Regions from separate parts of the Mus musculus genome. Here all the other regions are linked to region 1. Evidence: chromatin loops called from intact Hi-C (ENCODE). Cell type or tissue: heart. All regions are shown on one strand. Region 1 holds the start of Gm34323 (a long non-coding RNA gene). Region 2 holds the start of Gm19385 (predicted gene, 19385). Region 3 overlaps Ulk4 (unc-51-like kinase 4). Region 4 has its middle 15 kb from the start of Gm39457. Region 5 has its middle 64 kb from the start of Gm39458. Region 6 has its middle 13 kb from the start of Gm39459. Region 7 has its middle 60 kb from the start of Gm39459.

The links. A loop is a pair of places that touch in the nucleus more often than their neighbours do. Peaks named below come from ENCODE experiments on the same cell type or tissue, not always from the same donor. Only the 100,000 strongest peaks of a DNase experiment are listed, where the experiment ranks them.
Region 2: a loop joins it to region 1, with 2.9 times the contacts of the local background. A loop is called at or near these places in 2 of 42 quality-filtered maps.
Region 3: a loop joins it to region 1, with 3.0 times the contacts of the local background. A loop is called at or near these places in 8 of 42 quality-filtered maps.
Region 4: it touches region 1 in a loop (4-fold over the local background); 10 of 42 quality-filtered maps call a loop at or near these places.
Region 5: a loop joins it to region 1, with 4 times the contacts of the local background. A loop is called at or near these places in 9 of 42 quality-filtered maps.
Region 6: a loop joins it to region 1, with 3 times the contacts of the local background. A loop is called at or near these places in 2 of 42 quality-filtered maps.
Region 7: it touches region 1 in a loop (8-fold over the local background); 11 of 42 quality-filtered maps call a loop at or near these places.

What each region holds. Positions count from the first base shown.
Region 1 is chr9:120,600,536-120,604,535 of GRCm38, reverse strand. Gm34323 (a long non-coding RNA gene) reads right to left here and starts at 2,666. Exons shown (of 3, transcript XR_003948277.1): 1 at 2,547-2,666; 2 at 427-560. RefSeq lists an enhancer at 3-2,627. In heart, CTCF peaks have their summits at 1,540 (motif pointing left) and 2,900 (motif pointing left); DNase peaks (open chromatin) are centred at 1,545, 1,805, 2,525 and 2,635; H3K4me3 peaks cover 2,209 bases; H3K27ac peaks cover 2,190 bases.
Region 2 is chr9:120,864,580-120,868,579 of GRCm38, reverse strand. Gm19385 (predicted gene, 19385) reads left to right here and starts at 2,035. Exons shown (of 2, transcript NR_166626.1): 1 at 2,035-2,267. In heart, no CTCF peak of the experiment used is centred here; a DNase peak (open chromatin) is centred at 1,669; H3K27ac peaks cover 1,736 bases.
Region 3 is chr9:121,106,503-121,110,502 of GRCm38, reverse strand. All of the region lies in intron 31 of Ulk4 (unc-51-like kinase 4), which reads left to right. Among named protein-coding and RNA genes, the nearest start is that of Gm34945, 130 kb to the right of the region's middle. In heart, a CTCF peak has its summit at 2,205 (motif pointing left); a DNase peak (open chromatin) is centred at 2,662; H3K27me3 peaks cover 1,401 bases.
Region 4 is chr9:120,655,189-120,659,188 of GRCm38, reverse strand. No RefSeq gene overlaps it. Among named protein-coding and RNA genes, the nearest start is that of Gm39457, 15 kb to the left of the region's middle. In heart, a CTCF peak has its summit at 2,032 (motif pointing left); DNase peaks (open chromatin) are centred at 328 and 2,008.
Region 5 is chr9:120,737,565-120,741,564 of GRCm38, reverse strand. No RefSeq gene overlaps it. Among named protein-coding and RNA genes, the nearest start is that of Gm39458, 64 kb to the right of the region's middle. In heart, no CTCF peak of the experiment used is centred here; DNase peaks (open chromatin) are centred at 1,674, 2,164 and 3,374; H3K27ac peaks cover 3,126 bases.
Region 6 is chr9:120,845,509-120,849,508 of GRCm38, reverse strand. No RefSeq gene overlaps it. Among named protein-coding and RNA genes, the nearest start is that of Gm39459, 13 kb to the right of the region's middle. In heart, no CTCF peak of the experiment used is centred here; no DNase peak of the experiment used is centred here; H3K27ac peaks cover 353 bases.
Region 7 is chr9:120,772,712-120,776,711 of GRCm38, reverse strand. No RefSeq gene overlaps it. Among named protein-coding and RNA genes, the nearest start is that of Gm39459, 60 kb to the left of the region's middle. In heart, CTCF peaks have their summits at 865, 1,685, 2,256 (motif pointing left) and 3,255 (motif pointing left); a DNase peak (open chromatin) is centred at 11; H3K27ac peaks cover 1,077 bases.

The DNA.
Region 1 (4,000 bases):
AATCACAAAGGCAAGAACCAGCACACAGGATAGGAAGGACTTGCTCAGTGTCTCCTGGGAACTGCAGTTGGAGACCACACTCCGCCCCACCATCCAGAACTGAAGCCCAAATGGAGGGGAGCAGAGCAGGAACCCAAGGGCTACAATAAATACTGGGAAAAAGAGTGAAGAGCTACCCCAGGATGTTGAGGAAAGACAAAAGACAGGGGAAAGGCAAAAGGCAGGGTTGAGACAGCCACCTGAGGACCAGCTCAATCTAAAGGCAAAGCAGGAATGGGGGCGGGGACGGGGACGGGGACGGGGGCTGGGGGTGCTCAGCTGCTCAGGATCGAGGTGAGAGGCTTAGAGAGGAGCAGTCTGTGCTGAGCTCTAGGGCATCTGTGAGCGGGGCCCCTCCCACCCATCAGCACCAGCTAGGAAGCTCACCTGTACAGGTGGGGCTCTTCGTGTCCACACAGGCCTTTGCCTTAGGTAGGAAGTTCCGTGTCTATTTTGGGCCACCAGCCGCCCCAAGTAGTGGTTATTCGTTCACGGGCAGGACAGAGCTTCCAGCCTGACCTCTGGAAAGGAGATCGCTAACAGTTGCTGAGACTTATGATCCCCCCGCCCCCCACCATACACACACACACACACACACACACACACACACACACACACACACACACACCTTCGTAGCCACAGGCCACTAGAGTCAGAATGTGTCACTTCCCACAGAAGCAGTGACTAGGAGCAGCTGTTAAAGGTGGTGGACCCTCCTTAAGGCTTCCCTCCCAGCCCCCGGGTTCTATCCCTCAGAAGCCTGGGGCCACCCCGCAATACAATCTTACAGTCATAGCTTCACCTTTCAAAGAAAGATATTTAAAGATGTGGGAAGAAAGGGGGAGGGAACGGGACAAGGGGCCGCTCGGGCTTTGGCGGACTGATTTCTTTTCGTGGGGGCAGGGAGGGGTGGTCTTCCTCTGTTTCACCCCCACCCCCCAAAAAAACCGCCAGCGACTGAAAACTGGTTTTGGATTTTAGATTTTTCTAATTTCAGATCAACGAGATTATGTGTTTACAGTCATCTCGAGTCAAATCAAATCTAAACATGGGGAGTTATTGTAGATTCGTGGGGTGAAGAAGTGGGGGGGGGAGCTTTGAGTCACATGACTTTTATGCGGCAGAAACTTAATGAGAAACACACCACATTCCCAGAACCCTCTTTCTAGTCTGGGCTCCCGCAGAGATAAAAGGTCACAAGAAGAGATGGAGGGAGCGGGCAGGAGCCTGTGGAGCCGGGAGGCGCTGTTTGACTGGAAAGTAGGCCCAAATTTCATCCGAGCTGCTATCGGCTGATAGTCTAACTGATTATTTTCTTTGAATGCCAGATGTGAAGAGCCTTCATAAAGGAACCTCAAACATCATCCATTTAAAAACAAATCGACCCAAGCAGTATGCATTGTGGCACAAAAGGGAACTTTGCAATTCCAGACTGTAGGGAAAGCCGAGCAGCCAGGCTGGGAGAGAGGCCCGGCTGAGACTGCATCCCACTGCTGCCCCCTGCAGGCCGTGAGCCACAGAGCAACCGAGGGAACCGGGCGGCTCGCCCTGGGTCAGCAGATGCAGTCGGAGCCTGGAAGGATGGCTGCAGAGTTCTGGGCTGGGCGTCTGCACACGCACAGCCTCTTACGATCACTAACGCTGCAAGGTGGAGACCTCAACCGCTTTTACAGGAGAGAAATTGCATAAGTCTGTGAACTGAGGGTCGTTATCAGGAAGCTGGCTTATCCAGCCCTCCTCCACACTTCAGTGTCTCTTCCATGGGCCTGTGTCCAAGGATCTCCATCTCAAGGCTCCTGTGTCCAAGCTAAAGCCAATGCACCCAAGAGGAATCTGGCCCGATGCCCCAGCCATGTGCATGCAACTACACTGAGGATACTAACCCCTCCCCCGCACACTGTACTTCTGGAGACAGGCTTCATCCCTAAAACATCTTAAACTGCCAAGCCAGAGTTCAAAAAGACTTGCAGAGCTAAGAACATCGGAGCCACCTCTGATTCCAGCGTCCTACTCCTCTGCATTTGTATGCAAGCACGCACCGCCCTGGCTGTTCATTTTTACATCCAGAGACTGACTGTATACACCGTGCACAGTCCTGGGTGCACTACAGGTCACTATCAGTCACTGGGGCCCAGTAACCTCTAGGGCTGGGCCTGGCAAGGCCGTTCCAAGTGAAGCACCGTGAAGTCAATGTGGGGCCCGCGGCAGCCAGGCCCCGCTCTGCGCTCTCCGGTCCTGCTTCCAGAGACACTGTATGAGATTGGTCTAAGGCTTGTCGTGCCTCCTGAGTATTTCTTCCTTTGCTGAGAACCCTTAAAGGGCACCAGCCTCATCTCTCATCACGACTCCTAGTCCGGTGAGCTGGGAGTCGATCTGCTCCCTCCCATCACAAGGCCTTTGCCCCAGGTTCCTCTATGGCTGTCTGACCTGTCAGTCAAGTCCTTCTCCACACACTGTTTCTCCCTTCCCCCATGCCCCACCCCTGCATTCCTCCAGTGCCCACTGACCTCTCGTCACTACACCTCTGGCCACCTTCCTGTCCTCAGTGCTCTGGAAAGCATTCAGCAAATATTTGGCCACTGTTCCGCAAACGACTTCTCATGTACAAATAATCCCTAGTGGTCAGGGACTGCTCGAGACCCCACCTGTGTGTCTGTTTGCTTTGGGATTGTCTCAGACGTTTCCTTCAGTAACACGCCTTCCTCGGGGCTAGAGACAGAGGCTATTTTAGCCCAGTGTTAGTTGGTCATAATGACCTGTGGCCAGTCCAGGGAGGAGGCAAGGCCAGCGACTCCACAGGTTTTCCCTATCTCTAGGAAAAACTCTCCTATTACCAGCCTGGGCCGGCATCTGAGCACCACCTAGTGGCAGGTGTTGGTCATGGCATCCACTTTGCCGGCCCTTCCACAGCCTTTTCGGATAAAACGAACACTTGAAAAAGTTCCACAATACCTCGTCCTTGAGAATCGTAAGGAAGCCCAGTAATATGGGTAACATTAAACTGTTGACAAAACATGTCAAATGCTTGACTGAACAGCCAGTTCCATTATCTGTTTTAGTATGATTTGGAACACCAAGCATAGAAAAATAATGCAGGCAATGGCTAATTACAGTTTTAGTTGCTTCTCCTGTTAAAACAGTTGCATCTAGAAAGCCTGAAAAGGTGTCAATAGTCACATGTGCATATTTTATTTTTCTAAAGTCAGAAATATGAGTATCTATTTGCAGTAATTGATTAAGTATAAGTCCTTGGGAATTAACACCATTATGTGGTACATGTAGGAATTGAGGAGACTGAGAACGTCTTTACAATTTGACGTGCACATTCAACAAAAATACCAAATTATCATCTCAAGCCATTACTAGTTTGATGAGGAAAGAACGAGATTATATGGCCAATTGTTCTTGTGTAAGGCTTATAATCTGCCTGGGGTACAAATCTGCTGTGGCACTGCCTTCAGGGGTCTTGTCCAGGCAGTCCAGGATGAGTTCTTAAATGTCCAAAGGCAGTCCTTTAAAGGAACAGTACTTTCTCTTAACTTGAGTTGTATATGCATAAACAATTGCAAACTTTGAGAATTAGCAGTATCTAAAAAAAGGAACAATTTCAAGCAATTGTAAGCCCATATATATATATATATATATATATATATATATATATATATATATACACATAATCAGTATACAAATTAAAAGCTTGAGTTTTCAACACTTTGAAAACACTGACTATAGCACGTAGTTCAATTATCTGTGCTGAAGTAGAGGGAAACTCGAAAATCATGAGAATAAACATGTGACCCAATCACGTATACTTCTCTCCCACAGAAGGGCTGTTTATAAATACAGTAGATACATTCTTTATGGGATACATGCATACATTTACAGGGACTACAAAAGCATGCATACAAGAAAAATTTAACAACTTGTCTTTTGGATAATGATTGCCAATTTTACCTAAAAA
Region 2 (4,000 bases), 260 kb before region 1:
GGCTGAGGAGGTGGGACTGCTATGGGTAAGGCTACCCAGGGTCCCCATTTTGTATCTTCCCAATCGAAACCACAGAGGAGGAAGTGGTAAGAGGGAAGATCTTTGTCTTCTTTTCCCAGAATACAGCATGAGAGCACCGTGGGGGCTGGGGGTACACTTGTGGTACCCCACCTGTGATGCTTTGATGTCTGATGATACAGTTGATGTCCACGTGTCTGTCTAAGACAGCAGTTTTCAACCTGTGGGTCTCAACCCCTTTGGGAGTCAAGTATCAGGCATTTACATTATGATTCATAATCATAGCAAAATTACAGTTATGAAATAGCAACAAAAATAATCTTATGGTTGGGTGTCACAACAGCATGAGGGACTGTGGTAGAGGGTCTCAGTACTAGGGAGGTTGAGAACCACTGGTCTGAGAACTTCTATCCCATGTGTGTTTGAGTGTTTGGGGTATCGTGGAGCAGGTGGACAGAGGCCCCAGTGTTCTTGTCCTGTGGGTGGTCCTTCTCTCAGGCATGCTCTGTGTGCTGTCCCAGACAGGCCTGATGGGACTGGGCTCCAGTTTTCTACTGAAGCAAACTGATTGTTAGCACCTTAACATATTGTCTTTTTCTGTCTCATTTCCCAATGACTATTCTAGAACTTTCTCAAATTAACTTTCAAATAAACGACTACTTCCTTCAAATGCTATATGCAGGGGCAGGGGCTAGCCCAACAGGACAGCTTTCTTTCAGTTTCTACATGTCTCTACCAGTGGGGTGTGTGGCCATTCTGCTTTGGGATTCATAGGGACCACCCAGGGAACTTGAGGAACAGAGCAGCTGTCACTCATAAGCAACAGGAAAATCAGAAAATCATGGGACCGGGGACACATTGTGTGAATTAAATTCCCCCAATCAAATTGAAAACCCTCAAAGCAAACCATGAGGAACAGGGTGAGCCTGTTCTACTTGGGCTCTTCCAAACTCTAAGTGGCCATGGTCACTTACAAGATGGGGTATAGATGGCAGAAATGCAGATGGATGGCTGAGAGCTGGGATCTTTAAAAAAAATAATTAATTAATTAGTTAATTAATTAATTAATGTGTGTGTGTGGTTGAGCATGTGCTTTGAGACACATCTGGAGGGCTGAGGACACTTTCAGGAGTCAGGTCTCTCTTATACCATGTGGGGATCAGAGATCAAACTCAAGTCACCGGGTTTGTATCAAGCATCTTTACCTACTGAGCCATCTCACCAGCCTGACCCTGAGGTCTTATGAAAGGGTTTGGGAGAGTCTAATTGTTGAAGAAGAGACGCTGGGGTCAGGTCCCTATTTTCCCACATCCTATGTGTGTCATTCTGAGCCACATGGCTTAACTTCTCTGAGCCTCATTTTACACAATACGTAAATGGAGACTGACACTAGGTATATTCTCCTTCTGTCTCTGTCCTCCAAGGACCCACTGAAACCTGACAGAGGCCAGGATTAGGGTAAAGAGAATCTGAGAGCGACAGTCACTCCAGTCAGGCTGCTGCAGCCCATCACATATAGCCAGTCTGCCTCTGTGGGCGTGAGAAGGAGACATAAATGCTGCTGGCCATTAAGCACGAGTTAGACATGCCATCCTGCCAACACATTTCAAAAGTGCATATCACAAGGCCCTTGTTGAGCCCTGGCAGTCAGCCAGGCCAGACCACAAAAGGATGTTGTTTCTCTGCTGGAGCTCCTGGGTGGCCAGACGGGCCAAGGCACTGCATTTCTGTAGTGTATAGGGCTCTTTGGTGGCTTCCTGCCTCCCAGCCATCCCTTTTCCTGGTGGCCCTGTCACAGACATCCCAGTAGCAATGCCTGAGTCAGCCAGGAAAGCCCCCCTTTACCTGGCCCTTCCCTGCATCACCAGAAACAGCAAGCAGAGTGACTTCACACAAAGCTTTCACTGTGGGTTCGGCAGCCATTTCTCTCCCCCCCCCCCCCCAGTTTGGCGTTTTCTCCCCTTGAAGGACTCAGGAAAAGGTTCTTTTATCTACAGTTGGTAGAAATCAGCTTCTGTCTGTGTCACAGAAGTCTGACAGACAGCCACAGTCAAGAGATGGCAGCAGGCATGTGATGCGACCAGCTGAAGCAGGCCTCCTTCCCAGCAGACCATCTGCAAATATTTATGGAGGCTCTACTGTGTGCCAGCTCTGTGCCCAGGTCTGCGGGGCACACAGGCGTCCTGTGTGAAACAAGGAATGTATGTTAGGAATGGGAAGACTAGTGGACATGCAGGAAATGGAGAAAGGTAAGCCCTATGGCCCCTGACTATGCTCTTAATGCTTGGGTTTTCAGGGTAGAACAAGTCAGCACACAGAACACTGCCACGGTGCCTCGGTAACTGGGTGTGCTCTGGGAGTCTGTAGGAACTGGGGAGTGTGTGTGTGTGTGTGTGTGTGTGTGTGTGTGTGTGTGTGTGTGCACGCACAAGTGTATATTGATGGGTGTGAATACAGATGCATACACACCACAGTGTAAGAGGGGAGGTCATAGGACAACCTCAATGTCAATTTTCCTCTTCCTTGTTTGAGACAGGAAGTCATATAGTTTGAAGCTTTGTGGTCCAGGCTGTTTGGCCTGTGGGCTTCGAGGAACCTCCCGTCTTGCAGTCAGAACTCAGGGTTACAGACACACACACCACTGCCCCTGGTTCCTGTGGGTTCAGGGGATCTGAGCTCAGGCCCCTCACCCTGGCACTGTGAGCACTTTCCCGACCGAGCTATCTCACCAGCTGCTTTTCCAAAGTTCCATGACTACTGGAACTTCATCTCCCAAGAGGTGTCTGCTCATCTCACCTGGCTACCTGCTGACTGGATCACGTGGTTATTTGTGTCTGATTTTTGAAGTTCTTCATATATTCTACAAATATGACCAACTGTGACTCCATAGACCACAGGCCCAGCTGTCTTGGAGATGGGTTCGTGGGTTGAGAGTGGATTTGTTGGCGTTCCTTGGAAGGGGTGAAGAGCCTGATGTCGGTTACATCTTTTTCTACTGAGAGCCTCTCTCAGGTTTCCTCTTCTTCCCTTTCCTTACCTCTCTCCCTGTCTCCCCCTCCTTCGCTTCTTCTCTCTAACACCCAAACCCTGCCCTCCCTAATTGGATTAGACCTCGGCCTTGGACCCCTCACTTGAGGCTTTTTTTCAGGCACTGGAAGGCAGCCCTTCTTACTCTGTTGTGATGTTATTTTCGACAAAACTGCCTTTTGGTAAATACTTTTTGAGCCAATCTCACTGAATTAAGTATCTGGGTCATTTGAATTTCTTCTCCAGGAAATAATTACGGCCTTTGGGAAATGGAAAGTGTGCTTCAGTCTTGTGAGCTGTGAGAAAAGATCAGCCCACTCTCCTGTGCTACCATCTTCCATCTCTATGTGACCTAGGGAACTGAACTAACAGTAACCCCCCTCTCAGGGTCCAGAGATGCTGTCAGTCTCTAGGGAGGTCCCTTGGCACTCAAGGTGGCTGTAGAGAAGGAATGTGACATTCCCTGCCTGTGAGAGTTGTGACTTTCTTCCATGTGGCCAAGTTCCTTCTCTCTCTCTCTCTCTCTCTCTCTCTCTCTCTCTTTCTCTCTCTTCCTTTCTTTGTAATAACATTCTGTGTATCTCTGTCCCACCTTTAGAAGATGAGTTATCCAATAAGTGGCATCATTACCATGAGAAGGACCAGTGCTTGCTTCACAGGGCAAGCTGGGTGTCTCATCTGTGCAAACTGAGGCACTGACAAGAGAGCTAAAGGGATGCTGAGCCCACAGCAGCCTGTGCAAGGGAGGCTGCTGTGTGTGCACTTGTGCAAATCACAGACACCACGCCAGTATCCTGCAGTTATTGGGCAGTGTATGAGAACAGCAGCCTGGCAGCTGGGTTGCAGCCGGTGTGTCAGAACAGCTCAGTGCCCTCTATGCAATTCTGTGTGACCAGCTGTTAATGTAGTGGCAAGAGAAGACATAGAGGAGGTGGCAGCTGGGCCTGCTCCTTTA
Region 3 (4,000 bases), 510 kb before region 1:
GGAGCCTGTGCTGGCTGTGGAGCAAAGAGTAAACTACAGACCGTTTTAGATTTGCCCCGACACAGTGCGTGGCTGCTAGCCGTGCATCTCGCTGGCTGCTAGCCGTGCACCTCGCTGTCCTTGGGGGTGTGCATCTAGATGGCTCCGCTGCAGCATCCTGCTGGGTATGGACAGCTTAGCCGTCTGTCAGTCACACAAAGCACTAAACATGATTGACATCCATGAGACAGCAGCTGGACTGAGGCTAAGGGCTGAGGTGAGGTGATGGATAACACAGGACAGCAACACAGGGAGGGTGGAAGGTGCTGCCTGGCTGATTCCGGTCTTTCCAGCAGGTTTGGCGTGACTGCAAGCCTGTAACTACAACATAATGCTCATCTCACAGACACAAATATAAAATGAGACTCCCCCCCCCGCCAAATTGCAGAATGGCGAGATCTTAGATGGTCCATCTCTTATTAATCTCACAGGGGGCTCATATTGGAATATAAATGGACCTTATTTGTGCTTGCAAATCAAATCACCATGAAAGGTTATTTCACGAGACAGAGGCAAAATCATAATAAAATAATTTAGTGAAAACTGGAGCTGAGAATGTGCTTAATGGAACATGATGGGGTTTAATTTCCTTACTATTTCCATCATTAAAGCTCCATTATCTTTCCCGAGACCTCATTTAGGCATCCTGTCACAACGCGTCTCCGAGATGTTTCTGGGGCACACAGGAGGCTGGGGTGCCATTAGGACAGAAACCACTAATGCTGTCCCTCCTTTCATTTCTGTGCTTTGATGGCCGTGCCTGTCATCTGAGCTACATGCCTGCTCACTCTCACCTCATCTCCCGAAAGCCGTGCGTGCGTGCGTGCGTGCGTGCGTGCGTGTGGTCTTCAAAGGAGAGAAGTGTGGCTCGTAAGTCCAGATCAGAACCAAGTCTTATCGCTCAGAGAGTCCCAAGGTGCAGAGGCTCCACGGACTCCAGCAGGTCCACCTTGAGTCCCCATCTTAATCATAACCACAGCTGAGTGAGACTTGACCACAAGACCGCATCCGGTCATCAACAGTCACAGCAGACCTTTCCATTTCACACTTTGGTGGTGGGTGGTGTGTTTCTTGTTGGTCTTGAACTCCATCGAGTCCTAAAGTAATTGATACCTTAGGCATTGATTGTACATGTGTGTGCATGCACACATGTGATCATTCTTATGTCTGTGTGTATGTGTGTTTGTGTGAGTGTTGGCATTGAGTAAGGCTCACTGCTTTCCACCTTGCTGGATCTCCACGGGGTCTCCATTGACCTGAGGCTTGCTTCCAGCTAGGCTGGCTGCCTCGCTCCCCATGTCTGCCCATGCATGCTAGTCCCAGCTTTTAAGAAGGTGCTGGGGGGTTGATCTAGGTCCTCTTGCTTTCACGGGAAGTGATCATACCCACTGAGCGTCTTCCAAGCCCTAGGCGTTCATTCATTTTTACCCACAGTTTCATGTGGTAAGGTTGAATGTCTTTCTGCTGCAAACACCCCGGTGCTCGGTCTGTGGAGCCATGCCTGGTGCTGTTCCCTAGAGTCCCTTTCTTTTCTGCGTCTGCAGTTTCCACTGCCTGCTTGTTCCAGCTCTCACTGGCCTCACCTGGCCAAATCCTCGGTACTTCGTCCCATGACCCTGCAGGGTGTGGCCTGGCCATCCTTCAGATAGGACCCTACCCCCACCCCCCCAAGGAACTTGATTGGGGCCTGAGCCCAGAGTGAGGCAGGCAGGCAGGAGCTGGAATAAAGTGTTGCTTCCTTTGGCATTTTCTAGTCTAGGTCAGTCACAGGTGGCTGTTTACTTTTTCAGGTTGGTGACAATCCCAGCTGAAAAGCAACCTGGAAAAGATGGCTGGCAGTGTTGCCTTGAATCTGCCACCATGGTCCTTGATGGTGTAGGCCTTGATCCACGAACAATAAAACCAAAGTGTTTCTACATCTGGGTGCAGGTTTGGGGTTCTCGTGTGGAGTCTCAAGAGAATCTGCCACACTCTGCTTGTCTCACAGACTGTAGCGAGCAGGGCAGGTGACTCGGGGTGATGGTCGGTGAAGAGATGGCTGAGCAGCTACAGCATGAACGCCCCCCCCACCCCCAAGGACTTGTGCGCAGATCCCAGGACCTACCCTGGGCAGCTGCCAAGCTTTTGTAAATCCCAGTCCCAGGGGATCTGGCGCCATCTTCTGGACTGTCCAGGTACTGCATGCATGTGTCTGTCTCCCTGAACGAGCCTGAGCCTGTCTCCCTGAGGCAGAGTTCACACTGAGCATCCGCAGCTCACCAGAATTCACAGGCAGACAGTGCCCTCATGGCGGCGGTGGGCAACAGTACAGTAGGAAAGAAGCAGTTTTGGCACATGTGATACACCAATCAAGAGACAATCATGTGTGCACGCTTGCATTTTTTCTGGTTCATCTTTCCTGCTTCAGGCTGGTCTTTTGCTCAGCACATTGCAGGACAGGTCGATCTGTCAACACTCCAAGAAGATACATAAATGAGATGGCATCCATCTCCAGGGACGCTGGCAGCTTCCCTTGGGCTCCATTGCCAGGGTTCTCTGCCTAAGCAGACTTGGCAGTGGTCCACCATGCTGCCTCGAGGCACACCCCATCAGGAGCCAGGACCATGGAAGCATGTTGCTGGAACTCCAAATGACATGGATATGCCAGGCTAGCAGCCAAGCAACACAGTTAGCCTGCCAGAAGGGCCTGCTCAGCACTGCCACTACTGTGGAGCCAGGGCTAGCATTCTAAGGATGAGCCCAGCAGTGGCTTGGCATCAGTACCTGCTGATTCCGGCCTGCTGCTCTGCCAGGTAGAGAGCTTCCCTCGAGCCCCTGTGGTGCCTGTCAGTCGGATTTAACAGTAGCATTTACTCCCTTCTCTACTGTAATCAGAAATGGGGATGATGTCCACTCTGGCTTCCATCCATACTCTTAGGTTGCTTGCACCATGCACCTTGCTCCAGATGAGAGGAAAGCCTGGGCCCAGGTCTCCTTAGCGCTCGCCCAGCTGTGTCAGAGCTCGCTCAGCACCTGCCAGCTGTCCGCCTCCATCAGCAGAGGAGCTGCTCAGCTTCACCATTCCTGACACAGCAGGTGCCACGGCAGGCACTCCAGCCTCTGCCAGCACGCAGACAGCCTCGAAAGGGGCCCTAATCTTGCCCTTTATTCCCAGGAGTTCCTTGCCTCTCTCCGTGAGGCAAATGGCAAGGCTGATTTTAAACTAGCGGGTGACCTTTGAGTCTCACCGAGCTTGCCTCCTTCCTATCGCCCCTCCCCAAGGGTTGGTGTGTGACTCAACCACAGAATAGTTTCCAAGTTCTTCAGAAGAAAGTTGCCTGGAGTTGAGGGTTGTTGGAGCATTGTCCTGCATCTCCCTGATGCCCCAGCCTTCTGTCTTGGGGTTTCAAGCCGCATCACGGCTCTGGACACAAACAGATCTGTAGAAACAATCTCCCTGGGCTCTCTGTAGATAGATGGGAGTGTTTCATCCCAGCTCTAGCTTCTGTGATAGAAGCTGTGGGAATGATGTGGGAGATTGCATCCTAGACAGTATGGATGGAGAGGGGGATGGATGCTGAGTCTGGTGCGGGAGGAAGCAGAGTCGTACGCTATGCAACTGCGTGGGTTGTATGTAATAGCAGCTACTAGTGGATGAAAGGACCTCATAAAAAGTCACCCGTTGAAAGCAAAGTGTCTTCCCCTCGTGTGTGTTTACCATTGCTGTAAAGACCACCAGCTTCTCAGGGCTCTGACAAGAAGCAAGATGTTTGCAAAGGGAAGTGAGTGTGCACTGTCACACCCCAGAGCCTCGCTTTGAACCCACTGTGGAAGTGTGTGGTCCTAGGTGATTCCAAATCCAGCCAGGTTGACAGTGGAAGTGAACCATCACATTGTGGCATTTTCTTTCCGTCAGACTTCTTGTGCTGACCGCAATGTCTTCTGGGTCTGCTATGGTGGAGTCCCTCCTTTTTAAAGACTG
Region 4 (4,000 bases), 55 kb before region 1:
AGAGAGGGAAGCTGGAGAAAAGTTTCTGAAAATGTCCCCCTGCCCTTCAGCATCTTTCTTGGAGGAGAGACAGTTCTTGGCAAACAAGAGTCCATTCTCTCCCACTGAATGGAGTTCACACACTTGAACATGCACCTCGTGACATTGGCCTGGCCAACATTTGTCCACATCAGCAGTTGGCAATGGCAGGGATGCTTGAACCCCTGCTTGCAGAGCTTCCTGTTCCCACAAACCCTTGCACCCAAATCTCCTGGTTCCCTCCAGACCTGATGCCTGCTCCTCCCCAGTGGGAGGCCTGGTTGGAACTGTGAAGAAGGAGGCTATTCACTTGGAGCAGTCCTGGATGGCTGTGCACATGGCCCATTCCCAGCACGGATGTTAGGCCCAGCCCTCTCTTCTAAAAGATGGTAGTTTGCCTTGGAATGAGTAATTCTCATACCTGCCAAGTTCAACATGCAGCAGACACAAACCCCACTCTGTTCTCAAGGGGCCCTGCCCAAAGCAAGATAGATGGAGCAGGTCATCTGGCGAACACCACAGTAGAGGCCAGCTCCAGGGCACCTGATGGTGGTGAGGGGAGAGACAGAGAGAAACAGACAGAGAGACAGAGAAAGAGAGAGACAGAGACAGAGAGAAACAGATAGACAGAGAGAGACAGAGAGAAACAGACAGAGAGACAGAGACACAGAGAGAGACAGACAGAGAGATATAGAGAGACAGAGACATAGAGAGACACAGACAGACACAGACACAGAGACAGAGGGAGACTGAAAGAGACAGAGGACAGACAGACAAAGATAGACAAAGACAGGCAGAGAAAGAGAGAAAAGAGAGAGAAAGGACAGACAGAGAGAGAAAGAAAGACAAAGATAGGAAAAGAGATAGAGACAGACAAAGACAGGCAGAGAGACAAGGAGAGAGGACAGACAGAGACAGAAAGACAAAGACAGGTATAGAGACAGAGAGACAGACACACAAAGACAGGCATAGAGATGGAGGAATGAATTGGAGGGAGACATGGAGGGGTTTGAATTTCCACTCACCTCTTTTTCCATCCAAGTTATTTCCCTTTTGCCTTAAAATAGCCACATAAGGCATGGCTGATCCATTTGTTGTTTTAACTGGTCCTTCTTGGGGAAGGCTTCCACAGGCTGCCAGGACCTCAGAGTAAAGTGAGCTCTCCCACACCACTCCCTCTCTCAACAAACCCCAGACAGCAGAGCCAAGAACACCTGCCTGGCCTCCACACCCTGGCCTCCACAGCCTCTCTCCAGAGGGAAAGGCACCAGGCTTAAAAGAAATCAGCCAGGCCATGGAGACAGCTCAGTGGGTAAAAGCACTTGCTGTGCAGATGGGAGAATTGAATTTGGATCCCCAGGACCCAGATAAAGCCAGTGCCTCTAATCTATGGCTCGAGGGAAGGCAGAGATGCCAGGGTTCCTGGAAGCATTGGGACTGGGTAGCCTGGTGTTCACAGCAGTGAACAAGAAAGAGGCCCTACCTTAGATGAGGTAGAAGGCACAGAGTGACACCCAAGGTTCTCCTCTGACCTCTGTGGGCTTACTGCGTTACACGTATGCCAGCACACACACACAATATACACATACACATCCTATGCACACGTGAAGATTTATAGTTTTTGTTTTATGCCTATGGGTCTTTTGCCTACATGAATGTCTGTGCCCCCTTCTGAGCCTGGTGTCAGTAGACAGCAGGAGAGGAGGTCAGATTTCCTGAAACTAGAGTTACAGATGGGTGTGGACTCCCATATGGCAATTGAAAGAACAGCAGAGCTCTTAGCCACTGAGCCATCTCCCCAGCCCCATACAATGATTTAGAAAGACTCACCACCATCGCTGGAACCCGGGGGGGGGGGGGGGGGGAAGTCCTCTTAGCTTCCCTAACCTCCCAGTAGCAAGACCTTAGGAGAGAGAGGAAACTCAGCTGAGACCCTCCCCCAGTTATCCTCTCTCCCTGCCTTGTGTTCCCACTGCTGCCCTCCAGTGGCAGTGAGCAGAGGGCCCCACGATCTCCTGCCTGGTTAACGGCCACCAGGGTAAGAGAAAGAGGCTGCAGGGCCATTTCTGGGTCAGACCGAGACACTGGGTAGCTTTGTATTTGCAGCTAATCTTTATTAATTATTAGAACTTATGAAATAGATGAGTCCTGACGCTTCTATTAGCAACTTAATGGCTGTTTATTAAATTTTCTCCAATTACAGCTGTTTAGTACATCAGAAGGCTGGGATGCCCTATGAACGACCTTGGAAAGAGAAGGCAGGGGCTGGTGTTCCAGGTGACTTTGCTCAGCTGAGCAAAGATCTCATCTTGGGAAGAGTGAAAACTCAAAAGCAGAGACCGTGGTCCAAGAAAGGACTCCACAGGCAAAAAGGGAACTTGTCACGTACTCCAGAGAATGGGGACCATTCAGAGTCTCCCAATGCACGTCTGTGTGCACACATCCATTTCTGTGTATGTTCTCGCGTGTGCAGGTGCGCACGCACACTTGTGTGGAAGCAAGGACAGCCTCGACTGTCAGTCTTTAGGTGCCTTCTATCTTGTTCTTTGAGTCAGCGTCTCCCACTAGCATAGAGCTTTCCAACTGGACTGTGCTGCCTGGCCAGGGAGCCCCAGAGACCCACTTGCCTCTATCTCCCCAGCACTGGGTACAACCATGCACCACCATAGCTGGCTCTTTCACTTGGGTTCTGGGTTCTAGCTCAGGTCCTCAAGCACTGTTGACTGACTGTGCCAGCTCCCCGACCAAGTCGCTCCCTTGGCGTAATTTAAAAAGCTAAATAAATAGTGTGCCTTGCCTTGGAACTCAGTATTCTATAACTGCAGTGGTAAGTCCTCAGATCCACACGTCGCTGAAGAGTCTATGAACCCAAAACCCTGTGTGCCATCCTTCCTGGATGAAGCCTTTTAATCCCCACATTCAGAAAGCCTAATTTCGTTTAAAGAGGGAAGGAGAGAGCTATACTGGCTTCACTGTTTCATCACGTTCAACCAATAATAAGCTCCATCAATGTATCAGACAGTAAAATGGGAATAAATGTAAAATAGGAGCCAATGTTGTCCCCAGGACATACTCCCCAAAGTTAATGAGGCAACTGAATAAAACCAATGAGGAGGTGTTCAAAGGTCCCCGCTGAAGCAAAGGGAGGACACGGGCAGACAGATCTCTGGGAGTTCAAAGTCAGTCTACGCCACATAGCAAATTCCAGGGCTACCCCGAGAGACTCTCGAAAAAACAATGAACAAGTAAGAAAACTTTCAAAAGAAATAAAACTTATGCCACCAAGAACCTAGCATACTGATGAAGAAAGATTCCATAATGTGGGTCAGGTAAGAATGGAAGGTGAGCAGAGCAGTGGTGGCGCACGCCTTTAATCCGAGCACTTGGGAGGCAGAGGCAGGCGGATCTCTGAGTTCGAGGCCAGCCTGGTCTACAGAGTGAGTTCCAGGACAGCCAGGGCTATACAGAGAAACCCTGTCTGGAACACCCCTCCCGCCCCCCCCAAAAAAGAGTGGAAGATTCCAAGGCTTTCAGGGATTCCATTGGAAACAGCCATACTGACAGGTCTTGGAGAAACAGCCCAGTGTGCTGCAAACATCTGAAGAGACTAACTCCCCACCTGGGGCTCCACCACAAGCCAGTCACACAAGCTACAGAACAAAGGTGTTTTCACACATACAAGTGTTTAGTTTCCAACCCCAGGATGAGGGTCTGAGGTGCATATTTTACATATCAAAGCAGACCTGACCTCCAGGTTCTCCTAACATCCCTCAGTTCCTACCTGGCATACACTGCCACCAGCCCTGAACTTTCTCTTTTTTTGGGGGGAGGGGGCTGGGGGGGAGGGGAGGTGTTCCAGACAGGGTTTCTCTGTGTAGCCCTGGCTGTCTTGGGACTCACTCTGTAGACCAGGCTGGCCTCGAACTCAGAAATCCACCTGCCTCTGCCTCCCAAGTGCTGGGATTAAAGGGGTGCGCCACCA
Region 5 (4,000 bases), 140 kb before region 1:
TCCAGGATTCAAGCTCTATACACAGATATACATGCAGGCAAAATGCCAACAAAGGGAAGGAAGGAAGGAAGGAAGGAAGGAAGGAAGGAAGGAAGGAAGAAAAAACCAGTTCAATAAATTTTATAATAGTAAAATCTATATAGAGGACTGGAGAGACGGCCCAGGGTTAGAGGACCTATTTCTCTTCCAGAGGAGTTGGGTTTGGTTCTCAGCATTGACATCAGGTGGCTCACAGTTGCTCATAACCTTAACTCTGAGGACACCGCAGGCAGATGGTATGCATAATCTCATTCAGGTATACACACAAATAAATCAATCTTTAAAAGTTATGTGCAACAGGAAACCAGCTTTTACATGTTGCCCAGCCTCTGCCAGCAGAAAACAATTCAGGTTTCTGACCAGATACTATTTCCTTAAGTGGTCTCACCCTTATCCTTGCTACATTGTTTCTGTAGCTTCCTGAGGTCCGCCTGGTATGCGGGCAAACACAGTGAGTCAAACAGACGCCATACTGGAAGGCTGTGGCACTAAACTTCTACTTAGGAAAAAAATAAAGTTGACCTCAGAAAATAGTGACCTCCTTTGAATTCACCATGAGTTGTGTCAGGCCGCTGGGGCTGAGTGAAGTAGTTCAACTTTGTGATGGCTATAAGGGAAAAATTTCCTAGCTAAACAAACATAAAGCAAGGGGTTACATTTAGCTATTTCAGGGTGTCATTTTTCAAGCCCTTTAATGAAGGCTATGTGAATGTACAATGAATTAGACATTAATCAAAGCAGTTTGTTTTTCTTTTTTTTATTATTTCCTGTGTATGTGTATACATGTGTGTGCTTGTTTGCATGTATGTATGCATATGTATGCATGTATGTATGCATATGTATGCATGAATGCCAGAGGCCAGCATCCCAGATGTCTTTCTCAAATGACATCCATCTTTACTTTTGGAGACAAGGTCTCTCTTTGAACTGAAAGTTCACCAATTTCAGCAAGACTGGCTGTCCAGGAGGGTCCTGGACTGCTCCTGTGTCAGCCCTGCCCCTTCAGCACGGGGATTACAGATGTTCGCTTCTGTGCCTGATTTTTGGAGGCTGACCTCAAGTCTTTAGGCTTGCACAGGAGATACTTAACTGCTATCTCCCTCACCCTCAGCCCTAATTATGAGCTGAGAATCTGGAGCCAGCAAGGAAATGGGGCCACTGAGTAGTAGGAGGGAATGCCTGTGCTGTGTACTGTAGATAGGGTCCCACCTGACTGGAACTTTGCTTTGATTGGAGGTCCTCTTGTGACTCCAGAGAGAGGCTGACTGCAGATCAAACTTCTAAGATAGGGAGGTCTGGACAGACAATCTGCTGATTCGATGCCATGTGGGGTTTGAAAGCTCTGCTCCAGCTACAGGCCCAGGTTATCTCCCAATTCGGAGGTTTCCCTACTCCTATCAGAGGGGCTACAGCAGTTGAAGGGGATGATTGCAGCCACAGAAAGGAGGAGTTTTTAACGGACACTTGCTTCACAATTCCCTAAGCCCTGGGGGCCCTGGCCCTCCACGGAGCAGAGCTTTATTTACCTTTCTGTTTCATGATGGAGAAAACATCCCTGTGCCAGCTCTCCACCCTCCAGACCCAGTCAGACTGCGGTGGTGGGAAATCTCTGGGGAAGCTGGCTTTGCAACTGTGAAGGAATGCCTTTGTGAGAGAGGATCCTGCCCTGTGCACAGGCCAAAGGGGCTGCAGAGTGGAATTTTCTCTCTTCCCCTTTCTGGCAGGCAGACAGACCCTGTCTTCAAAGTTCGCAGGAAAGGTATGTTTTGACAAGCACACACATACTGCTTCAGAAAAGCCACAGAGGCAACGCCTTTGTTGCCCCAGAGCCCACTCCCTTCCACGCAGGAGGTGAAGCCCTTTCAGAAGCCGCATAATGGAAACCGAGCCTGAGTTTGCTTGTACTGTTTCCCCGAAAGTACATAACTTCCATTCTGTGGTTCCACACAGCACATTCGCCCTCCTCACAAATGCAAACCCTGGCAAGGCTGTTTGTCCAGCCAGCCCGGGACTGGCAGGGAACACGAAGTTTGGCAGGACTCATGAGGCGTCTTTCTGTAGGGCTTTGGTTTCCTGGTCAGTTGAAGCTAGTCCAGTTATTGTCCCAGTGTTCTGCCAGATAAAACATGGGGGAGGGGGGCTTTTCTAGAAGCCTGGCCTTGTGACTGTGGGATGTGAGGAGGGATCATGAGCTGAGCAGAGAAGTAGGAACTCAGGCCAAGGCCCAGGAGTTCTCTTCTCCAGCACGGGCTCTGACTCTGCTCTCTGGAATGTAGACCTATGCCTGACTCACGGCTGGCGCTGAAATTACCTTCACCTTCACACAAGGCTGTACCCTGTAATAGTAGTCCCTCTCAGGGACATGGGGTTAGCATGGTCAACAAATGAATCCCACCTGTAATATAAAGAGATCTAGCATATTTGGAGCCCTGGGTTCGAATCTCAACAATGCATAAACTGTGTAGTGGCTCATGTCTGTAGTCCTAGCACATGGGAGGTAGAGGCAGATGGATCAGGAGTTCAAGACTATCCTTGGCTATGTAGGAAGCTCAAGGGCAGCCTGGGGTGCATGAGACCCTGACCAGAAGCAAATAAATGAAAGAACAGAGAGAGAAAAGCAGCCCATGCAGAGAACCACCCAGGAGCAAACATGAGGTCCAGATCAAGAAAGACAGACCCTGTCCCCTCCCAGCAGGATGGAGAAAGACCCTGTCCCCTCCCAGCAGGTCCCCTGGGCTGCCTTCCACAGTTCTCTGACTTACAGCCACTGGTTAAGAGTCACTGAAACACTGTTTCCAGAACGTTCTCTTTAAACATACATTGTAAATTCTCAAGAGAAGCCAGGGTGGGTTTCTGTTTTGGGACCTTCCATAGAGTAAAGGACCTCGTCCCATCCTAGATTGGCTACATTCTCATGGCTGAGCAGGGGTGCTAAACCCTGAAGCTAGTGGTGACTGATACTTAAAAGTTTGTAGATTCTGTCTCCCTGGACATCACAGCAGCTATTGGATATGGGATCCCAGGGCCCGAATGTGATTTTGTAGATGTGAGAAATGCTGGAAACTCAGGGCTCATTAAACATCAGTGCACAATATTGTTGGGCTTTTTGTTGTTGCTGCTGTTATAAACAACATCTTTGAAAACCTTATACAAATACCTGTATTCAGCCCTGCAGAGGTTGTGGGCAGGAACTTGGTTTCCTTGGAGGTGAAAAGGAGCTACCTGCTGTGGATGTGACAGATCCTCCAGTCTGCCCCAGCATCTGCAGTCTGACCTAGCCAGGCTGCTCCTAACCAATCTTTTCTCTCCCTAGTCATGTGGCTCAGAAATCATTCCCAGCTTTCCCCAGGGACACACACACTGCTGGCCTCCTGTCTATAAACTCCTCCCCTCTTTGAGAAATCTTACTGCCTCTTATCTGTACAGCTCCAGCTGGCTGGTTGAGCTAAGAGCAGAGAGGTCACTCTCTGAATAGATTATGTAGTTCAGTCTTGAGTAGATCGAGGCTCCTGTGTAGTGGGTTTGTGGCCCACCACCCTACCACACCTATCCAAGTCACAACAGCAGGAATTGGACACTGAATATTCCTGAGTCTATATGCCTATGAAGGCCAACTTTATACACTTATATAGTTGTAGATATGTACGTGTGTATGTGTGTGTGTGTGTGTGTGTGTGTGTATACCACATAAAGCCACAATAGCACTACCCCATTATTTTTATTTGTTGTTTATTTGTTTGTTTTTCTAGACAAGGTTTCTCTGTGTAGCCCTGGCTGTTCTGTAACTCCCTCTGTAGACCAAGCTGGCCTCAAACTCAGAGATCTGCCTGCTTCTGCCTCCACAGTGCTGGGATTAAAGGTCAGGGCCACCACAGCCACCACCACAGCCCGGCTCAATGCTACTCCATTCATATCATGGTTATTTTTAGCTCCCTGAGGTCATCCATGTGCAGATTTAAAT
Region 6 (4,000 bases), 240 kb before region 1:
TGGACTCTAACACCTTTGGTGACATCACCATGTATGTGAGGTGTGATGTCCAGGAGCTGGACTCTGTGGACATGTGTCTGTGGGTCTAAGGCAAAGGGATTGGAGTAGGTTCTCTCCTATCCCAACTGGCTTCGATCTAAATGTGACTTGAAGAGAAGGGGGTGGCCAGGGATCACACGGCTGGTGGGTGGGTGGCATCCCTACATCCCTGCAGCAGCTGAACAAGGACTTTACCTCTGGTCATTATGGAGGAACTGAAGATTTTAGATGCTTCAGCATAAAACAGACAGGGCTGATTCATGTTCATTCAGGTGATAAACAGCCTCTCCCAATCAGTGGAGGAGAGATTAGAGCGTGCCTGAAGCTCACAAGCTGGTTTCATGGAGAGACTGTTTCTCTAGAGCTAGATAAAAAGGAATGAGCTAATGGGTCACAGTGGGCCAGACCAGTCTTGCTAAGAACTGTGGTGCCCCTAAAAGGCAACATGACCAGGAAAACCACAGCTCCCAAAACCACCCTACAAAGTAAAAACTTGTGAATGGTCTGGGGATAGAGGGATAGCGTTGGTAGGTCTAAAAAACGGCATGGACATGCAAACAAACAAAATCCCAGAGAATACCATGTTGGGTCCTCAACATTGCTCAGCTAGTAAGATGCTTTCTGCCAAACTCAGCGACCTGAGTTCAGTCCCTGGCAGTCCATGGTAGGAGAGAGAACTGACTCCCACAAACTGTCTTTCGACTTCCACACACCTTCACACACATAGATACACACAGACACAGACACATACACACAGAGAGAGAAACAGAGAGAAACAGAGACAGAGACAGACATACCTTCACACACACATAGACACACACAGATACACACAGAGAGAAACAAACAGACCTTCAGACACACACACACCTTCAAACATACATACACACACCTTCATATATACACACACACATACCTTCACACACAGATACACACACAGACACACACACAGAGACCTTCACACACATCTTTATATACACGTGCACCCCTTTACACACAGAGACACAGACACACACACACACAGACAGACCTTCACACACATCTTTACATACACACACACACCTTCACACACATACACAGACACACACACACTTTCACACACACACAGACACACACATTCACACACAGAGACACACATACACAGACACACATACAGAGACAGACACATACATAGAGACACAGACATACACACCTTCACACACAGGCAAACACACACAAGCACACACAGAGACACACATACACAAACATACAAACAAGCAAGCAAACCATATACTGAGGAGGAAAGAAGTTGGTGTTTATTCGTTTATTTCTCTAAGACAGAGTCTCACATTGGATCTCTGGTTGGCCTAGAACTCGATATGTGTGCCAGGCTGTCCCTGTAAATCAGGATCCTTCTGCCTCATCCTCCTGGATGCTGGGTTGCAGGCATGAGCCACTATGCCTGCTTGCCATCTATAGTCTTAGACGCTGTTGGCCTGGCACAGTTGCACTTGGGGCGCTAGCATTTACTGATGATAAGCATGTGCCTCTGGAGACCCCACGTGCTCCCTGTCTCTGTCTCCTCCTCTATTTCTGTCTGGGCCTCTATATCATTCCAACAGAAATACCAACATATGTTCACCAAGAGATAGTTCTAGATTTTTCATTGCATCCCTATTCATAGCAGCAAGAACTGGATGTCTTCCAAGAGCCCAGCGCTGATAGGATGAGGAACTGTGGGGCATTTAGACCACGAGATGCAATCAGTAGAAGGACTGGACTACTGTCAAGTACCTGCAGCTATGCCAGTGAGCCTCACCTGATGCTGGCAAAAGGAAACAGACACAGACACAGACACACAGACACACAGACAGACACAGACACACAGACACACACAAAGACACACAGACACACAGACACACAGACACACAGACACACACACACACACACACACACGGTACATGGGTGAATTCACAAAGACTAAACAAACCCAAAGGCCAGCCAAGGCAATCATGACTAGAGAAGCTAATATCATAGTTATCCTATGGTAGAGACAAGAGCATGAATGAGCATGAAGGGAGATTCAGAGGCACTGTGGGTGCCAGTGAGAACCTGTGTTCAATTTGCAGAAGACTCACACAGTATCTATGACGTGCAATTTTCTATACAGAGGTGTGCTAGCTAATTTAGGTTGTCGACATGGTGGGATCTGGACCCAGCTACAGACACGCTTCTCAGTGGGTCTGTGAGAATATTGCCAGGAAGGAATGAATGAGAAGACCATACCTCTTTGTGGACAGTACTCTCTGGTAGCTCAGTTATAAGGAAGCAGAGGGAAAAGCAGGTCTGCTTTGCCTATTCACCTTCACCTTCTACTGGTAAGCGCGCCTGCTCTGAAGACTCCAGCTTCTCTGGCTTGCCAAAAGATTGAAGACTGGTGGCTCTCTCTGAGTCCTCTGGCCCTTGGCAGCAGACCAGAATGGTTGAGATATGTAGCCTTGTGGACCAGGCAGCTCCTGACTCTCATCCTGTGTGTGGGCAACCACCATTGGACTACCCAGCCTGCCTAATGCAATCATTCTTTATCCTGTTGGTTCTTCTCTTCTGAAGAATCCTGGCTAACAGCATGGTGACACTTAAGAAATGAGTTAAAAGAGGGAAGCCTCACGTTTACACTCACAACTCATCTTCTCCTCTGACTAAATATTGAAGTCGGGGCTCAAGAATGTGGATCTGAGCCGGGCGGTGGTGGCGCACGCCTTTAATCCCAGCACTTGGGAGGCAGAGACAGGCGGATTTCTGAGTTCGAGGCCAGCCTGGTCTACAAAGTGAGTTCCAGGACAGCCAAGACTATACAGAGAAACCCTGTCTCGAAAAACAAAAAACAAAAAAACAAAAACAAAAGAATGTGGATCTGAAGTTAAGTGATCCCCTTTCTGGAATCTTCCCATGTGTTTCCTCTGGCCATTGTCCTGCCCTCACTTATGAGGCGGCCTCCATGTGTTCTTCCCTCACTGAGGCACTGGCTAAGGCCAGCTGCTCCATGCCTCAGATGTGTCTCTCCATGAGCATCCAGTGGGGTTGTCTCCCTCAGTGCTATGGGCTAGAACGTAGAGTGTTTGTAAACATGCTTTGGCCACAGTCCACACTATGGCCAAGCACCTTCTCTTTCCTCTTCCCCTCCCCCTCCATTCTCCCGGGCTCATTTCTCCTTTTCTCTCTTCCTTTCATCCCCTTCTTCTTTTACTTTACCCTTGGGCTATCTGGGATATTCTGGGGATGTTCTCAGGCTCCCATGATGCTCTGGGATTCATTCCAGACTCTGATTTGTCCAAGAAGGCACACCTGAGTGTGAAAAGTGGCAAGCTCCCAGCAAAGATCATGGTAAGATTATTTATTTTGTCTTCAGTTTTTCTATCTCAATAAAAAAGAAATAATAATGTCTTACCAAAAAAGAAACTCAACTCCCAACATACAATAGATGTTTAATGCATACACACAGTATGCCAACACACAGTAAACGTTTTTTAAAAATATCTTTACTTTGAGTGTGTTGCCTGCATGTATGTATGTGCATGTGTGTATGCATGCACGCCTGGCGCCTATGGATCCAGAAGCCCTGGAACTAGCGTTGCAGGTGGTTGCAAGCTACAGTGAGTGTACTGGGAATGAAAGCTGGGTTTCACGGAGGAGCAGCCGCTGCTGTTAACCGCGGAGCTGCCTCTTCATCCCCACAATAGATGCTGCTGACATCATCATGTGTCTGTGGCATGCTAACACTGGGTGGGCTGAGAGAAGCACCAAACTCCTACGTTAAAATTCCGCACCATCTGAAGCTTTCAGCAGTTTTGTTTTCTACAGCTGGTTATTGGTAACAGTATCATGCTGGCTCTGGGTAGGGACAGGAGAAGTGACTGATTTCTGTGGGCATGAGGTTCACGAGAGGAGACCACATAGCAGCCGAGGTAGGATTCTCAGCTAGACT
Region 7 (4,000 bases), 170 kb before region 1:
GGGAATTCCCATGTGTGTCAGGTGACTTATCTTTGGCAACTGTGACACAAGCCAGTTGCTTTATCTCCTGGCAACCACCTCCTCTCCCCACTTCCCCTTTCCCTCCCTCCTTTGTTTCTACAAATATTTGCTGCTTCCAGACAGGACCTTCGACCCCGTGAATAAACTAAACATATAGTTCTGTCCTGTGCAAGTTCCTCTGCACAGAAAGGCACAGCAAACACACAAACAAGCAGGGCAAGTTTAGGGGCACTGGTAACCCAGGGTAGTACTGAACCTGGCTGAGGGGGTGTCTTGCTGGCCTGTGAGCCAGGTGAGACCCACAGAAAAAAAGATTCCAGTGAGGTGAGGTGATGATTTGTAGTCATCTGCAATGTTCCCTGTGTGTGTACACGTGTCTGTCTGTCTGTCTGTCTGTATCTGTCTCTTTGTGTGTTTGTGTGAATGTGGTTCTGTATCTCTCTGTCTCTCTCTCTGGGGGGTGGGGGAGGTAGGCCCTCCTTCTCTGTCAGCAGACCCAGTGATCCTCCGGCCTCTGCTACCCACAGTCCAGGCTGGCATTATGGGCCTGTGTGTAGCCAGGCGTGGCTTTTTATGTGGGTTCTAGGGATTGGAACTCAGGTTCTCCCACTTGTGCAGCAAACGTTCTTACTCTCTGAGCCATCTCTGCAGCTGTAATGTGCACTGGGAGAAGAGACTTGTTTGGGGTCATTTGAGGTTACAAAGTATCCCTCAACATAGGTGTCTGCAGAGGGAGGGCATGGGCAACCTAACAGGCCAGAAGGAAGATGGAAAGTGGTCCATTTCTGAAAGGCTCTGTCCTCTGGCTTAGGCTGCAATGAGCAGATGATCCACCGGGGAGCACTACCCTAGGCACAGCGAGGGATGGGGGACTCAGAATCCCTACTTGCCAGTGGCTTTGGGCACCTGTGACATAGTCATTTACCTCTGGCTTTGTTACATCTCTGGTTTGCACATTAGCCTCATTCTCAAACACAAAGGCCCCCCTCCTTGACCCCAGTTTACTTCCCTATCTGAAGCTAGGAGCTCACTCAGACTTCAAGTCGGTCAACAGTCTATAGTGCAGAGACAAGGAACACCACAGACCCCTTTATCTAGTAGGCAGATACCCTGCCTCCATTCTCTGGTTGGAATATTCTAGAAGGTAAGGACCAGAGGTTGGGCCCTTGCCCATAGCAGGCACCTTGATGCTACATTCAGTGGATCCTTCTCCCTTCCCCGAGTTCTGAGACACCCCCCCCCCCCCGCCCCAGAGGTCACCTGACCAAGCCCTTCTTCTCTGATTCAGGGGAAGCCCGACAGAACACGGCCCTTAACCTTGTCGTGAAATGAAGAGTATCTGTAGGTCCCCTCTCAGCCTCCTCAGAGCACCATCGCTAGGATTTTGGAGTTGCCATTTATACCTAAACCAGAGAAAAGGTGACTTTTTGTTTGTTTGTTTTTAAGGGCTTTGGAAATCTTCTGACAGGAAACAGCTGTCATCAAAGTTAAGCTGTGCAAAGGACTTAGAAACAGAGAAAACTGGGAAGGCTGGAGGGCAATGGGACAGGGTCAGCCAGCAGGGGTGGGTGGGGGCAGCCAAAGGGGGCAGCTAGAAGGGAGTGGGGAGGAACCAGCGAGGGTGAGGGTGGGCTGGCTTAGCTAGTGGGGTGAGATTCCAGCTCAACTCAGGGGAGGGTGCTGTGTGCTCTCCTAATTATAAGGGATGTTTTGTTTTCCAAGATCATAGTGCTAAGAGGGTCAATAGCCAAGAAAAGACTGGAATGATGGATGGGCTGTATGAGACTCTAAAAGTGCTGTGAGAACTTTTTACATTCAGAAAAGCATATTGCAATAAGAAAAAAAAATGGGATTTTATACTTTAAAAACCAAACATAAATAAATTTTTAAAAATTAGTCTTTATTCTCAAGATAACATGCTAAGTGCAGGAATGATTTAGAAAAACCAACAAACAAAAAAAATATTTGGGAAGAGACCCTTTTCATCCCATGGTAACTTTCAAAATTCTTACATTTGTAGTGGGGGGAAAAAAATTCCACGTATGGAAAGAAACTTGTGTATTTGGCAACATGTGATTAATTCCCACATAGATAATTAAGGACACTCCTAATTTCTTTTTTAAATTTTGGGACTGGAGAGATGGCTCAGCAGTTAAGAGCACTTACGGTGCTTACAGGAGACCCAGGTTCAGTAGCTAACAACTACCTCTAACTTCAGTTCCAGAGGCTCCAACTCCCTCTTCTGGCTTCTGTGGGTACTACAACACACACACACACACACACACACACACACACACACTAAATCTTTTTAAGAAATTATTATTTTGAAGTATTGGGCAAATGTAATTAATAAGTGGAGCCAACTGGCTGTGTATTTGAGAGCATGGAGTTTATTCTCAGGGAGAAGGGTTTTTCCCTCATAAGCCCTGCAATCAGGAGCTGGAAGGTCGGCTGGTGGAGTGTGCCCAAGGCAGTTGCAATGCTTTTGACCCTGTGCTGGGCAGATGGCTCAGTAGGTACAGTGTTTGCTACACAAGCAGAGGACCTTAGCCTGAATCCCCAGAACCCACATGAAAAGCCAAGTGTTTGCCTGTTACCCCAGAGCTAGGGTAGATGTGCGACAGGGGTTGGGGTGGAGACAGGAGAATGATGACTAAGGCTAACTCAGTGAGTAATGAGTACAGAGAGAGACCTGGATCATGATTAAATAAATAAGCAGAGGATGATAAAGACTCTAACTTCCACATGTACACACATGTACGCATGCACCTGCACACACATGTACGCATGCACCTGCATACACATGAACTTGCACACATACACAGACACACACACACACACACACACACACACACACACACACACACATAAATACTGATAATAATAATCCTCACTGGTTACCTCAAACCTGTAGCAAATCCTGCTCTCCACACATCACTGTTCTTATTCTTTGGGCAATGAAAACAGAAAAATCAACCACAGGCAGCTGCTGTGACATCATCTAGGGTGAGGCAGGGTCATGAAGCCAGCAAAAGTCGAGGTGAGATGAGAGAGTTTGGTGGAAGAGGATGTGCTAGTAATTCTCTGCTAAAAGAAATCCAGGAAGGGGGCTGGAGAGATGGTGCAGCAGGTAAGAGCACTGGCTGCTCTTCCAGAGGTCCTGAGTTCAAATCCCAGCAACCACATGGTGACTCACAGCCATCTGTAATGGGATATGATGCCATCTTCTGGTGCATCTGAAGACAGCTACAGTGTTTTCTCAAACATTAAATAAATAAATAAATAAATAAATCTTTTAAAAAAGAAATCCAGGAAGGGCCTTCATTTCTGGCAGGGGTCCCGTGGGTTTGTGTTCCTGGATTTTATAAAACACCAAGACACCAAGGGTAGGGGGAACATGATATAGTAAGACCTTAGATAGTAGACTGATAGAGTCCCCAAAAGAGACGCAAGAAAAGTTCACAGATCAGCAAAGAGCCCACCAGTTTGGGGAAGTTTTTTAATTCAAGTTTATCAGAGAAGTAACAATTAAAATTTAAGTATTGCCTCTTTTTTAAAATCCATCACACCTTTTAAAAAGACTTTTAATCTTTGAAAAGAGTAATTTTAATTAAAAGTTAAAAATTAATTTTTAAAGGGTTTTTAGTTTATGTGTGTGTGCAGGAGTGAATACCACGTGAATACAGCATCTCAGGGACCAGAAAAGAGGAACGGGAGCCCTGGCACTAGAGTTAAAAGCCATTGTGAGCTGTCATGTGGGTGCTGACAACCAAACTCAGGTCCTCTGCAAGAGCAGCGAGTGGTCTTAACTGCTGAGCGTCTCCCCAGCCTCCTCATTCATTGCTCTTAAAATGCAGGAGCTTCTGTGATGAGCTCCTGAGTGGTAGCAAGACGCGGGAGAGGAGGTCCTGGGGCCAGACTCCATGTGACAGCTCGAAAGTTGTTCACAGACAAAAGTGCTCTGTGTCAAACGTGGGAC